Regions from separate parts of the Homo sapiens genome. Here region 2 is linked to region 1. Evidence: chromatin loops called from intact Hi-C (ENCODE). Cell type or tissue: natural killer cell. All regions are shown on one strand. Links, peaks and the distances in the headings refer to the core of each region. The heading gives the core; the rest is flanking DNA.

Region 1 (7,946 bases), core at 1,358-6,357:
TGAAATCAGGATCTGGAAAAGATATCTGCAATCCTATGTTCATTGAAGCATTATTCACAGTAGCCTAAATATGGAAGCAACCCAAATATCCATCAACGGACAAATGGAGAAAGAAAATGTAGTACATACATACAATGGAACATTATTTAGCTTTAACAAAGAAGAAAATCCTACTATTGTAATAACATGGATGGACCAGGGAGACATTCTATTAAATGAAATAAGTCAGTCATAGAAGGACAAATATTGTGTGATCTCTCTTATCTGAGGCACCTAAAATAATCAAAGGTATTGAGGTAGACAATAGAATGGTGGTTGCTAGGGGGTAGGGAAGGGCAAGATGGGGAGTTGTTGTTCAATGGGTATAAACTTACAGTGATACAAAAGTGAGTAAGTTCCAGAGATCTGCTCTGTAAGACAGTGCCTGTAATTAACAGTAAGTACTGCTAAATTAAGTTTAGCCTAAAGCTGCCTCCTTACGTATTTTAAGTCAGCCTAAAGGCTTCTCCATACTTAGTCAACTGCAACCTAACCAGATGTGGAAACAGACTGCACCCTACTCTTGTAACAATAGCTATACTTCAGCCACTCAGGCGGTCGACTGTGCAAACTGTGTTCAAACGAGGCCAACACTGAGCTATAACGATCCAGCCGTTTCTGTACTTCACTTCTGTTTTTTGTCTGTTATTTTCCTTTTTCAGTCCATAAATTCTCTTTAACCACGCAGCAGCCCTGGAGTTGCTCTGAAGGTATTCTGTTTGATGGGTGGGGGTGGGGTACCCGACTCTCAAATTGTTCTTTGCTCAGTTAAACTCTGTTAAATTTAATTTGTCTAAAGTTATCTTTTAACAGTCCTTATGTGCAAAGTCACTAAATTGTGTATATTAATATGTGCAGCTTTTTGGATACCAATTATACAATACAGATGAAAAGATAAAGATTAAAAAAATAAAGATTAATCGCTTCTCAGCCTTTTGGCTAAGATCAAGTATAAAAAAATAAAGATTAAAAAATAAAAAGCTCTGGCCAGGCGCGGTGGCTCAGCACTTTAGGAGGCCGAGGCGGGTGGATCACCTGAGGTCAGAAGTTCAAGATCAGCCTGACCAACATGGTGAAACCCCGTCTCTACTAAAAACACAAAAATGAGTTGAGCATGGTGGTGCCTGCCTGTAATTCCAGCTACTTGGGAGACTGAGGCACTAGAATCAATTGAATCCAGCAAGTGGAGGTTGCAGTGAGCTGAGATCATGCCACTGCACTCCCATCTGGGTGACAGAGTGAGACTCCATCTCAAAAATAAAATAAAATAAAATAATATAAAATAATAAAAAATAGGCCAGGCACGGTGACTCATGCCTGTAATCCCAGCACTTTGGGAGGCCGAGGCGGGCAGATCACAAGGTCAGGAAATTGAGAACATCCTGGCTAACACGGTGAAACCCCGTCTCTACTAAAAACACAAAAAATTAGCCAGGCATGGTGGCACGTGCCTGTAGTCCCAGCTACTTGGGAGGCTGAGGCAGGAGAATCGCTTGAACCTGGGAGTCAGAGGTTGCAGTGAGCCGAGATCGTGCCACTGCACTCCAGCCTGGGCGACAGAGTGAGACTCAGTCTTAAAATAAATAAATAAATAAATAAATAAATAAACAAATAAATAAATAAAAGTAAAGAGTTCTGTGTATAGATGAGGCTTATCCACTGGTGGCCTCCCTTTAGGATGACATGGCTGGACTGTTTTCCTGGAGAAACTCCAACTATCAGAATTTGTCTTGACTGAGGTTCCCTCAAAGCAGATGTAGAAACAGAGAGCCCCATTCAGGTCATCTATTTCAGAGGTCATCTCAGGAAACCCTGGTAGGGAGGTGGAGAAGTGGCAGGAAAGGGAAGGGAGTCAGCATGGGTGGACAATCAGAGCTCAATTCTGTGGGGGGCTCTGGGGGTCAGTGTAGGTCACGCCCCTCAGGATCCTCTCCCTGATGGAAGAGCAAGAGAGCCACGCCCTTCTCAACCACCTTGAAGCCTGTGAATTCTCTGCCTCTTCTGGCTGGGTCTGTCTGCAGGTTGAGAGAAGCGTTCACCTGAAGAAAGCTGCAGGAATTGGCAGGAAACCATCTTTAGGTGCAGAAGTGGATGCTAAGAGGGACACGGGCAGAAGGCTGATGGTGTCTGCTTCTGCATCTTTAGAACTTTCCTCAGGCTGGTCAGCTTCCCCTGAAGTGAATATTGCCATCTCCTACTTGTGGGTTAGGAGACTAGCTGCCAGCACTCTGGGATCTGGGTGAGAGAGAGGACTGGGCTCTCTTTAATCTTAGCTTTTGCTTGACCAACCTATTCTCAGTGTGGAAACTCCTCTGCTGTCCCCTTGTCCCCTAGTCACCATTGGTTCATACTCTCCGGAGCAGCGCTGTCCAACAGAAATCTCATGGGAGCCACGGAAGTCATTTTAGATTTTCTATCAGTCACATGAAAAAATAATAAAAATATACAGGAGAAATTAATTTTAATGTGTTTTATTTAATCCCATTGATCAAAAATATTATTGTTTCAACATATAATCAATGTTTCCATTATTTACTTATTTATTGAGATAAGAGTCTTGCCCTGTTGCCCAGGTTGGAGTGCAGTGATGTTACCATGGCTTACCGCAATCTTGACCTTCCCAGGCTCAGGTGATTCTCCTGCCTCAGCTTCCCAAGTTGCTGGGACTACACACATGTGCCTCCATACCTGGCTAATTTTTGTATTTTTTGTAGAGATGGGATTTTGCTATGTTGCCCGGGCTGATCTTGAACTTCTGGGCTCAAGTGATCCATCCTCCTCAGCCTCCCAAAGTGCTGTGATTACAGGTGTGAGCCACTGAGCCCAGCCTACAACATATAATCAATGTTTTTAAAAATCTTTTATAATTGTACCGAGCCTTCAGAATCTGGCATGTATTTCACACTTAACCCACATTTCAATTTAGAATAACCAGACTTAAAGAGTTCGGAAACCACATGTACTTAGTGGCTGCCGTATTGAGCAGTACAGCTCTAGAAACTAAATTTCCAGTCTAGTGCAAAGGTGAGGGGAGGGGCAGGTCTTCTGCTGCAAGGCATTGAGAAGGAAGCTGGGAGTCTAATTGCTTCTTTATTTATTTATTTGAGACGGAGTCTCGCTCTGTCGCCCAGGCTGGAGTGCAGTGGTGCGATCTCAGCTCACTGCAAGCTCCACCTCCCAGGTTCACACCATTCTCCTGCCTCAGCCTCCTGAGTAGCAGGCGCCCGTCACCACGCCCAGCTAATTTTTTGTAGTTTTTTTTTAGTAGAGACGGGGTTTCACATCTCTTGACCTCGTGTTCCGCCCGCCTCGGCTTCCCAAAGTGCTGGGATTACAGGCGTGAGCCACTGCGCCCGGCCTAACTGCTTCTTAAAAAGACTTTTGACTGACTCTGTTTTCCCATTTACCCTCATTTTAGAAATTCCTGGTGGCCCCAATTTCTGAGCATTTTTGTGGTTCTGTGGTGCAAATAGGATGGATGACTCACTTTCCCTCACTGCCAGCTTAGGTGTTGGCCTCACCGAATCTGCTGGGTCAGCTCACACTCATCCGTCAGCTTTCCATCTTTCCATTTTTCCTTGGTGTTTCCTCCACTCCAAGTCTCTTTGTCCTTATGGGTTTGTGCCTTAAAAAAAAAAAAATCGGCCAGGCACGGTGGCTTGCGCCTGTAACCCCAGCACTTTGGGAGGCTGAGGCGGGCGGATCACGAGGTCAGGAGATCGAGACCATCCCAGCTAACACAGTGAAACCCCGTCTCTACTAAAAATACAAAAAATTAGCCGGGCGTGGTGGCGGGCGCCTGTAGTCCCACCTACTCGGGAGGCTGACGCAGGAGAATGGCGTGAACCCGGGAGGCGGAGCTTGCAGTGAGCCAAGACTGCACCACTGCACTCCAGCCTAGGCGACAGAGTGAGACTCCGTCTCAAAAAAAAAAAAAAAAAAAAAAAAAATCATCCATTTTCATTTTATTGGAATGTTTGGAGAGAACAGAGATAAACATAGATGTTGAAACCACCATCTTTAACTGATCATCAATAAGTTTTCCATATCAATGGAATATGATTATTTTTGTCTATAAATTTTTTGTGAGTCTGGTGTTTTGGTTTAAATCATCTGAAAACCCTATGTATGCAATAACTATTTCCAAAAGGAACAAATGGATGAATAATGAGATATCCAGGAGACTGACTTAATCCCCAAATGTCATCCAATCCAGTTAAAACCAGTGCCCAGAAAGCGACACCCTCTGGGTCACCCTTCAGGGAGCCTGTTTCCCCTTGCACTCCTTAGCTCAGCTCATTTCTCTCAGTGACTACTGAGCTAAGAAAGCCCCCAGAAATAGTTAAGAATTTTAAAGGCTCTTAGCAGCAAACCAAATGCAAGACGGAGCCATGAGTCAACTGTTCCACCTCCCTCAACCTCATCGCCCAACTGCCTGCTAGAACAGACCACTTCCTTGTAATACACACGCTCTTTCTCTAGCACGGAGATTTAGCTTAACTCTGCCTTCCCCCACCTTCATCCTCATTTCTTCTTTTGAAAGGGCTGGGTTCCTTTTTGTGCTTTTTTTCTTGAATCTTAAAAATGAAGCCCAGGCCCCTTAGAACACAGAGCAATGTTAGAGTCCAGTCTTTATGTGTAATCAGTGTAGGGCTAGTAGTTTTGAGGTTCTTTGTTGGTTTGGTTTTGTACTTACTAACGTATTATTCTAGAATCCAAGAATAAATGAAAAGCAATTTAAATATGTATTAGAGTATCTCATAAAAGCGCCAAAAATGAGATTTTATTCATAATATACAGAAAAAAAATCAAGTTCTTTCCTTTTGCGTAAATGAAAGCCGTAGGAATCAAGAAATCTTCAGACCCAGAGATACCATTTAGTTAGCTTCTTTTACTGACACAGGGGATAGTTCAACTAGATTCCATACATATCTAGACAGTAGACAGTAAAGATAAGGGAAGCCCTAGAAGCTCCTAAGTGTATCAGAACCCAGAGGTTATTTCTACAGATGAAATAAAGAGAAGTAAATTTGGAGGTGGGGATATGATCATAGGAGGAATCTTGCTGTTTCAAAGTTCACAGTAGTGAAATCAGCTAAACAGGCAAATTGAGTTAAATTGGAAGCTCTTCAACACACTCCCCATCAGCTTACTGGGTTCTGGTCTCACAGGATCTAGCATGTTATGGCTGTGTACTGCCCCTACCTCCACCCAGGCATCCCATATATTATTTCCCCAGCACACATTTTCAGCTCTATGTATTGGGATATATTTTATTCACATCAAATTATTTTATTTTTATTTATTTGTTTATTTATTTTGAGATGGAGTCTCACTCTGTCACCCAGGCTGGAGTGCAGTAGCGTGATCTCGGCTCACTGCAAGCTCCGCCACCCAGGTTCACGCCATTCTCCTGTCTCAGCCTCCTGAGTAGCTGGGACTACAGGCACCCGCCACCATGCCCGGCTAATTTTTTGTATTTTTAGTAGAGACAGGGTTTCACCATGTTAGCCAGGATGGTCTGGATCTCCTGACCTCGTGATCCGCCTGCCTTGGCCTCCAAAAGTGTTGGGATTACAGGTGTGAGCCACCGCACTCGGCCTATTTTTTTATTTATTTATTTTTCAGACAAAGTCTCACTCTGTTGCCCAGGCTGGAGTGCAGTGGCGCGATCTCAGCTCACTGAAACCTCTACCTCCTGGGTTCAAGCGATTCTCCTGCCTCAGCCTCCCCAGTAGCTGAGATTACAAGTGCCTGCCACCATGCCTGGCTAATTTTTGTATTTTTAGTAGAGACTGGGGTTTCATCATGTTGGCCAGGCTGGTCTCAAACTCCTGAGCTCAAGTGATCCACCCGCCTTAGCCTCCCAAAGTGCTGGGATTACGGGCATGAGCCACTGCACCCAGCCTATTCACATCAATTTTTTAAGTCATAAAGATAATAGGATTGCCCTAATAAAAATTCCCATTACATTAATATTTCCTGACAAAATATTTTTCTTATAAAAATGTCACATTTGCCTAGATATTTAAAGTTTTCAAGACATTTCAAAACACCTAATCTTGCTTCCTTTTCACAACAACGTTATATATTTGGAGAAAGGTAGTCTTATCAGGCATCTTATTTGTTGATTAGTGTATTTCCTTATCACCCCGTAATACAAAGGACTGGAGGTAGAACAACAATACTGCTGGAAAAGGTAGGGTCAGGACTGGACTCCGGGCTTCCTCACTTCTAGCTGGAGGCCCTGTCTCCTGAGGATCTTTATTACTTAGGCCTTTAGCTCCTTGCCCAGAGGTGGCCACCAAAATATACTTGATCAGAAGCCAACTCTCCTGTCAACTTAAGTGCTGACTCAGGGTTGGTCGTGGTGATGATTTAGGGCTCAGAAGAAACATCATGTTTCTTTTCCTCTTTCTCCTTGTCTTCTTCCCTTTTCTACTGGAAGAATTCAGTCCTAATGTCATTCAGCAGGGCAGAGAAAGTTGGTTACTCTGAAGTAGGGGTGATGGCCCAGCATAGGTGTCTCCCCTGAACAGGGTGAGGAGGGTATTCATGATTGAGGACAGCCTGGTATATCAGAGAGCCTAAGTAGACAAGAAGGGCTTCCAGCTAAGAGGGGTGCCTGTAGTGGGGGTGGGAACCCCAGCACGACGAGGAGGGAAGCCCCATGGAGAGACAGCCTAGCATAGGTGTAGAGTCCAAGGAAGATGCCCGCAAACTGGTATGGGGACCTGGAGACCCTGCTGGGTAAGGATGACACCGCCACAGCCGGGAGTGCCTTGTGTAGGGAGTCACAGCCCAAGGGGCCAAGGAGGGGAACTGCATGGCACATAGCCCTTGGGTAGGGAACCAGAACCCTGATGGGGTGAGGATGATGTCCATGCGGGGTCAGCAGCATGTCATGGACCGAGTCAAAGCAGGGTAAGGGCAGTTTCTGAGGGGTGGTGGTGGCAGGTCAGAGCAAGGACAGGGTAAGGAGGGTGTGTGAGGGGTAAGGGGGACAGTGGCTCTGATAGGAGACTGGCTTCCTACAGGGGGATTGAGCAAATAAGGAGACTTAAGGATAATGGGAGCCAGATTTCTTAACTGTTGGAGTTCAGAGTCACAGATGTGGAAAAAAGAAAACTATTGGGGTGCACTTACAGTTTTCAATATAGATAGATTAAAAAATACAGATGACAATGTATATGTGTGTTTGTGTGTATGTATGTATATACTTTCATATATTTTTATGCAGCTATATACTTACATACATCCTCCAACTCTGTCTACTAAGAGAATCTCTCTTAGCAATAAACACAGCCCAGATTTCCTCTTCTAGATACCATTCTCCACTAAAAGAAACCAGGGCTTCTTGGAGAGATTTCAAGGATTCCAGGATTCAAGTCCTGATTCCAGGACTGAGGTAGGAAACTTGAGTATGAACCTTGTGTCAGAAAGCAAGGAAATGATAGAGATATATCAAAAGGACACAGAAACCAGCTTCATCATCAAAATGAATCACTGTTGTAATGGATTATAACTCCTTAAATAAAGTAGAAAACTATGAGTCCTAATAATGTTAGTATATGGATAAATGGAAGGTTTGAGGACGAATGGAATATTTACATAGAACCTCCTGCATAAAATATGTATTAATGATAGCAGGAAAAATAGTAACTTCCTAATGGAGAAGAAAAGCAGACAGCACCTTAACCAATGATCAAAGTGAACAATCAGCAGTCATGGGAAAATTGAATTTGTGCATCCCTGATAGGATCCAGTAAAAAGTATTAAGGGTCCCTCCTGGCTAACACGGTGAAACCCTGTCTCTACTAAAAAATATTAAAAATTAGCCAGGCATGGTGGCGGGCACCTGTAGTCCCAGCTACTCAGGAGGCTGAAGCAGGAGAATGGCGTGAACC
Region 2 (6,387 bases), core at 1,388-6,387, 79 kb before region 1:
TCTCTCTTTTAGCAAAGAGGAAAAACCTCTGAGTGAGATTCCAGGGGTTTCTAACTTAAATTTAATAGTATTATTTTATTTTTATTATATTTAATTTTTTCTATATATGTTATTTATTTTATGTAACTTAAATCACTCACCATTTATTTTACGTGAGTGATTTAAGTTTACATATAATGGTTGAGTATCCCTAGTCTGAAATCTAAAATGCTCCAAAATTCATGTTCTTCAGTGCTGACACAACACTCAGAGGAAATGCTCATTGGAGCATTTCAGATTTCAGATCGTCAGAGTAGGGATTCTCAACTTGTAGTATATAATGCAAATATTCCAAAATCCAAAAAAGTCGGAAGGTTTAAATACTTCTGGTCCCAAGCATTTTGGATAAGGGATACTCAACCTGTACACTAGTGATACAAACATTCCTCTCAAAATAACCTTAATAAAATAAGTCAATCTAAAGAAAATGTTAAGTAAATTGGCAAGTGATTAAAGGCTATGACAAAAACCCTAAAGGTGATATATTAATACTCAGTCTTATAGAATATTTAAAAGCATTCAGTGTCTTTTCAAGCTTTTTGTTCCTATATGCTTTGATGCTTTAGCAATCCAGACGTAAAGATATTTACTGTCAATATGAATCTGGGCTAAGAATGTGGAAAATTGGTTACCCAAATCAGGAAATAAATTTTTGAGCATAGCATAAGTCAAATATTCCCTTTGAAACAATAAAGGCCAGCTATATAGTAAGAATGGGCTAGATCGTAATGTGGTAACAAATAACTACAATATCTCAGGGCAAAACACAACAAAAGTTCATTTCTTGTTTACATTTCCAGCAAGCTTTCATCGAGGCCTCTGCTCATCAGAGGCACTCGGGACACAGCCTGGCCGAGCCCCTCCACAGCCACCTATGTGGGAAGAGGATGTGGCTCCTCACACGCTTGCTCCTAAGCCTTCTGCTCAGAAGCGACATCTCTCCCTTCCACTCTTTCTTCATTAGCCAAAGCAAGTCATGTGGCTACCCTAACTTCAAAGGGGACAGGAAAGTGCAATACTACCATGCACTCAAAAGGCAGAGAGCCAGAAATACTTGGTGAAGATCAATATGTCATAATACATTGATCTTCTAACACACATGGTGTTAATGTCACAGTACCATCCAGCAAAGAAACCATGAAGCAGTTTTAATACATCCTCTAGATGGAGACATGTAGCTGTTTCAGCCATAGTACAGCCTGACTTGTGTTTACAACTCCCTCAACCTCTTGGTTAGCTCCATTCTGTATAAAGAAACTCAAAATTAAGTAGAGGCTACAGATAGATAAAGTAAAATACAGACCTTTACACTGGACTGGTTTGTTACCTAACAGATCTTGAGAGGCTTCAGTTACTGATCACAAAACTGCTGTCCTGCTTAGTCAACAACTGCTGTTTGGCCACTTCATTTCTGCAAATGTTTATGGGCTTAATGTATGAATGTGGTTGAAGTATTTACAAAGAGCGTGACTTGGGTTTCTCTTAGATTTGCTTCTAGGCTATTCTGGCTCAGCTTTCCCTCTGTCCCAGGGGTTTTCTAACATGTCCCTATAGCCTTCTTTTTGGGGGGGAGTGGGACGGAGTTTTGCTCTTTTTGCCCAGGCTGGAGTGCAATGGCACCATCTCAGCTCACCACAACCTCTGCCTCCCAGGTTTAAGCAATTCTCCTGCCTCAGCCTCCCGAGTAGCTGGGATTACAGGCATGCGCCACCACACCCAGCTAATTTTGTATTTTTAGTAGAGATGGGGTTTCTCCATCTTGGTCAGGGTGTTCTTGAACTCCCAATATCAGGTGACCCACCCGCCTCAGCCTCCCAAAGTGCTGGGATTATAGGCGTGAGCCACTGCGCCCGGCCTAGCCTTCTTTAATATCCATGGGTTTGTGTGAATCTCTCTCCTTGGGTCATCCGCTGATCACAGCCTTCAGCATTTTTCTTCCCCCGGTGCATGCTAACACAGGGGGAAGAAATCTGTGCCTTCTTCATAGGGTCTCTGCTTTGTGTTGAAAAGGAGCACTTAGAGGCAAAGGCTCTATTTTCTAACATCAATGAGTTGAGGAGCATTTCTAGGCTCTGTGGAGATTTGTGCAGTAATAAGATTATCTTTTACCTGGACTAATGCCCAAATTATAGTGACCTTAATTATGATTTGTCCAACCATGACACATACTTTAATTAAACCACTGCTCCTGTACTATGTTTTAAGTGGAGGGTATGTAATACCTTAAACTCAGACAGTGCTTTATGACTTACAGAGTACTTTTATTTGGATTGTATTTATTCTCCACAGTCACTGTGATGTTGGGTATTATCCCCTTTTAAAATCACAGAAATGGCCAACTAATCTTCTCAGAGTTAATCAGCTTGTTGATACTGGCAGCAGAACTATAACTCAGAACTAAAACCTCATATCCAGGCAGGACTCCTGCAATTATTCCATGATGTTGCCCATAATTCACAATTGTTTAAAAAAATCTATTAAACTTAAGCTGATCCTATCTATTTTAAAACCATCATATTTATTTTGATGCCAAGGCCCACATCCTGTGTGCTCTGTCAGGCAGATAGAAATCTGATATCTTTATTTTTGTTCAAGGTTGACTCTTAGGCAGATAACTAGAAAAATAATGTACATGTGCCTTTAGAATATTTCAGGCTCAATAATTCAATCCAACATAGTAAGTGGTAGAACTAAGATTTAAACCCAGTGGCTCTTAATAGCAGCATTTTGCTACTTGACAGGTACGAGAAGTTTGATGTCAAGGAGAACACACAAAATGACAAAGATCATTGTAAGGAATTCCAAAAACTGCAGGATCATGGGATACCCAGACATCTGTCCCTCTAGGTCCTAGGACTTTCAAAACTGGGGCCTGGTGCAGATCTTCTCTTTGCATACCTCCCCAATCTTTGTTGCTGAATAACGTGGTTTGATTCCACCTATCATAGTGTATCTCTGTTTGGCACAGGTTGTCTTGTTCCTGCTGATACATTATTGTCTGTCTTACATGCCAACCTCTTGCATGCCCCTTTGCTACCAGGGCACAGGTCTAGTTTTAGAGAACACACAGGGTCAAAGCCACAGGAAGAATGTGGACAAAGAAACTCCCTGATGCTGAGCTTTTGAAGGGGTCTCAGGAGTTGGTAGGTAAGTACACAGGCACTTACCTCTATCCAGGGGAGCAGCACTGAGTTTTTGAAGGTAGGGGTCATTGTATTAGCTCCATCATCCCAACTCCACCACGAGAATGAGACGGGTCTGTTTTGTTCCTCTATATCCTCGGCACATAGTAGACACTTAATAGATATTTGTTGAATAAATGAAGCAAATGCAGTAATCGCTAAGGGTGCAGATTATTTTCTTTCATCATAGTGCTTTATTGACAGTAGGGGATTTGACTTGCATCCTGGAGAAGCAGATTAAACTCCAAAGGTTTGGTAGATCCAGCGTTACATAGTGCAAAGTACAGTAAGAGAGGCAGAAGGGGACTAAATTAAGAACTTTAACATAAAGGTTTATCATGTTTAAAATTAGGTTAGTGCCCACATCATAAGGACTCACCCTAGGTGAATGAAATTACGTGAAACTCACAGAGAAGAAATATATATTATGGTAAATGGGGTCTTACTGAACAAAGGTCCAGGGATGAAAATAAATCAAGAGAAATTTATCGTGAACAGTGGTCAGCTTCTTAGAAGAACATATAGATTCGTCACAATTGCCTTTGGTATTTCCTGTTTCCCTACACTTCTTACCAAATGTGCTAATACAGATGGTTGTGGGCTCAGCACTGATTAGAAACAAGAGGTGGGAAGTCATGACCAGAGCCATCTTCACCAACATATATTCACAGTGACTCTTTAAATATTCAAAAAAGGAAGAAAAATAACATCAGTCTATGCCTGCTCAGGAGTGTTAGGCACTTTACTTTTGTAGCTTAATCTTTAAACAACGTGGTGAAGTAGGTGTATATCCCTAGTTTACAAATGAAAACTGAGATCAACAGAATATGCTCTCCCTCTGTCCATGGGAATTTAATTAAAATACTCAAATTTACAGAGTAAGAGATGTGTACAAAGCACATATATTGACCCTGTTGTTAAAAATATATATATATTAAATGTCCCCGAAGTATATTTTATTAGTTGTTTGCATTTCCTATTTCTGAGTTTCCCACTTGGTGTGTGTTTATTAAGTGAGCTAGCAGAAGTGACTTGATGTAAGCAAGTGAAATTGGTGTCCATTTTTCTCATTTACCATAACTGCAGAAAGTCTTTAATTTGGGACCACTTACAGTGGATTCAGTCCCCATACATGGTTTATTTTAAGTGAGTTGAAAATGTTATCCTGGACTCTGTGGGTTTCCTTTTCAAAAGAAATGAAGTCTTACACAGTTGTTGTTGACGCGCTTTGCTTTGCTTTTTTTGCAGACTACTGTCAGAGGATGTAGGAATGGACATCCCCTTTGAAGAGGGCGTGCTGAGTCCCAGTGCTGCAGACATGAGGCCTGGTGAGAGCAGCATTTGTTCATTTCCTTCGTTGGTATTCTGTATCCCAACGTTTTCATTATTCAGTGAAAGAATTATTTCCTGTGCATCTAACTTATGATTTCAGTGATAACAGTGAGAGGAAAAAAGAAATGTGTGATATGAAGGTGTTAGGCTGCATTTGGTTAATTTAAGAGTTGGCTTGAATACTGATGCTCGCTAGTGTGGGCTGCATTTTATCTCCTAGACCACAGCCTTATCTGCCAATGTTTTCAGTTCCTGTGATAATTGGCTACTGTATATTGTACCAAATTCTGACTAATGTCTAAGTTCTCCGCATTTACACATAATTGTAAGAATGTTTAAAATTGGAAATGTGATATCAAGAATGCTCAGTATCCTAACTATCAAAACCAAAACCAAGACAACAACAATAAAAAACAACTACCCTACATTTTAGGGGTTTACAACCCAAGGCATACACAAAAAGGAATTTAATTTTTCAATTGCAACTTATATGACTCTCACTGTATTCCAGGGTCACTCTCTTGCATTACACCAACTCCAGGATCATACCAAGATCCTGAATCATGTATTCTCAGCCAAGCCTACAGTGTGGTAGGAAGAAGGAAGGCAATTACATTTCTTTTCTGTCGTAGTATTTGAAATGCATTCTTCAAAATACTAGTCATGTAACAGAATTATTTCTAAATGTTCTATGGCCAAATATGCTTGGTAACCACAGTATGTTTATTTGAATCTTCCAAGTTCACAATGTACTTTTGAATGATAAAGGCACTAAGGCTATGGTTATCTGATATGGTAAGCAGCTAGTCACATGTGGCTATTTAAATTAATTAAAATTAAAAACAATTTTTTAAAATGCTCTTCTTCAGTTGCACTAGCCTCATTTCAAGTGCTCAATAGCCAAATATAGAACCTTTTCATCATCACAAAGAATTCTTTGGGACATCACTGCTCTGCAAATTCCTGAAATATAGAAACTCAGTGTTGAAACTTACTTGTCAATAGAAACCTTTTTCAAGTAATACATAAAACCATTACCTAGAACAGAGTTTGGGTGATGTTCCATTCAGAAAAGAAAAAGCTTAATGACTGACAGGGGAACAGTGCCAATTTCTCCAGGACAAGGCCAGAGCCAGAATTCCAGAGTTGAAGGGTATGCCAAATGGTCTTCAAAATATTTCGTGCTTAGGAATCCTGTCATTTCTGGTTTTAGGTGAAGGCAACAAACTGTTTTCTCCTACTCTGCTCTCACACTGAACACTTCTGTGACCAGATGTGTAGGGTTTTGTTTTGTTTTGTTTGCCACACACCAAGCAATTTTCTAATGAACACCAACTGGGTGTCCTATAATTCAATTCTGACACTATCCACCTTAGGAAATGACAAGGGTTTTAAGACCTCTGTGCCTGGAACCAGGGCCAAAGACCAAATACATTTCTTATTATACTACAGTAGGGTATGTCTCTACCTTTGTTTTGTTAGTTTAAGCTTGGTTAAAAAATGACTTCTCCAGCTCTGCTTCTATTAAATGAAAGGCAGCTGAGCGGGAAGATGCATACTACAATGAGAGGAGGGAGCCTACACATAAGATTGTCACTTATGTTATGGGAACCAATGTCAAGCGAGATTGGCATAAGAGCTGGTGACTGCTTGGGTGAGTTCAAAGAATGTTACCTGGGAGGATACTTCGGCCAGGTAAAGGGCACTGAAGATCATATACAGAGTTGTCAGGACCTAAAAGAAGTATTTTGGGAGTGTCTGTGAACATGACAAAGTTCTTAACGTACATTCCATAGGAGCAAAGTCAACACAAACGATTAGAAAATATAGTTGG

The links. A loop is a pair of places that touch in the nucleus more often than their neighbours do. Peaks named below come from ENCODE experiments on the same cell type or tissue, not always from the same donor. Only the 100,000 strongest peaks of a DNase experiment are listed, where the experiment ranks them.
Region 2: it touches region 1 in a loop (6-fold over the local background); 13 of 110 quality-filtered maps call a loop at or near these places.

The regions. Positions count from the first base shown.
Region 1 is chr9:76,573,031-76,580,976 of GRCh38, reverse strand. No RefSeq gene overlaps it. Among named protein-coding and RNA genes, the nearest start is that of GCNT1, 120 kb to the right of the region's middle. In natural killer cell, for the core only: no CTCF peak of the experiment used is centred there; DNase peaks (open chromatin) are centred at 3,036, 3,516 and 4,446; H3K4me3 peaks cover 401 bases; H3K27ac peaks cover 2,166 bases.
Region 2 is chr9:76,653,585-76,659,971 of GRCh38, reverse strand. It overlaps PRUNE2 (prune homolog 2 with BCH domain), which reads left to right. Exons shown (of 19, transcript NM_015225.3): 10 at 4,470-4,549. LOC105376095 (a long non-coding RNA gene) reads right to left here. Exons shown (of 12, transcript XR_007061586.1): 11 at 3,207-6,287. Among named protein-coding and RNA genes, the nearest start is that of PCA3, 110 kb to the left of the region's middle. In natural killer cell, for the core only: no CTCF peak of the experiment used is centred there; a DNase peak (open chromatin) is centred at 4,511; H3K27ac peaks cover 1,715 bases.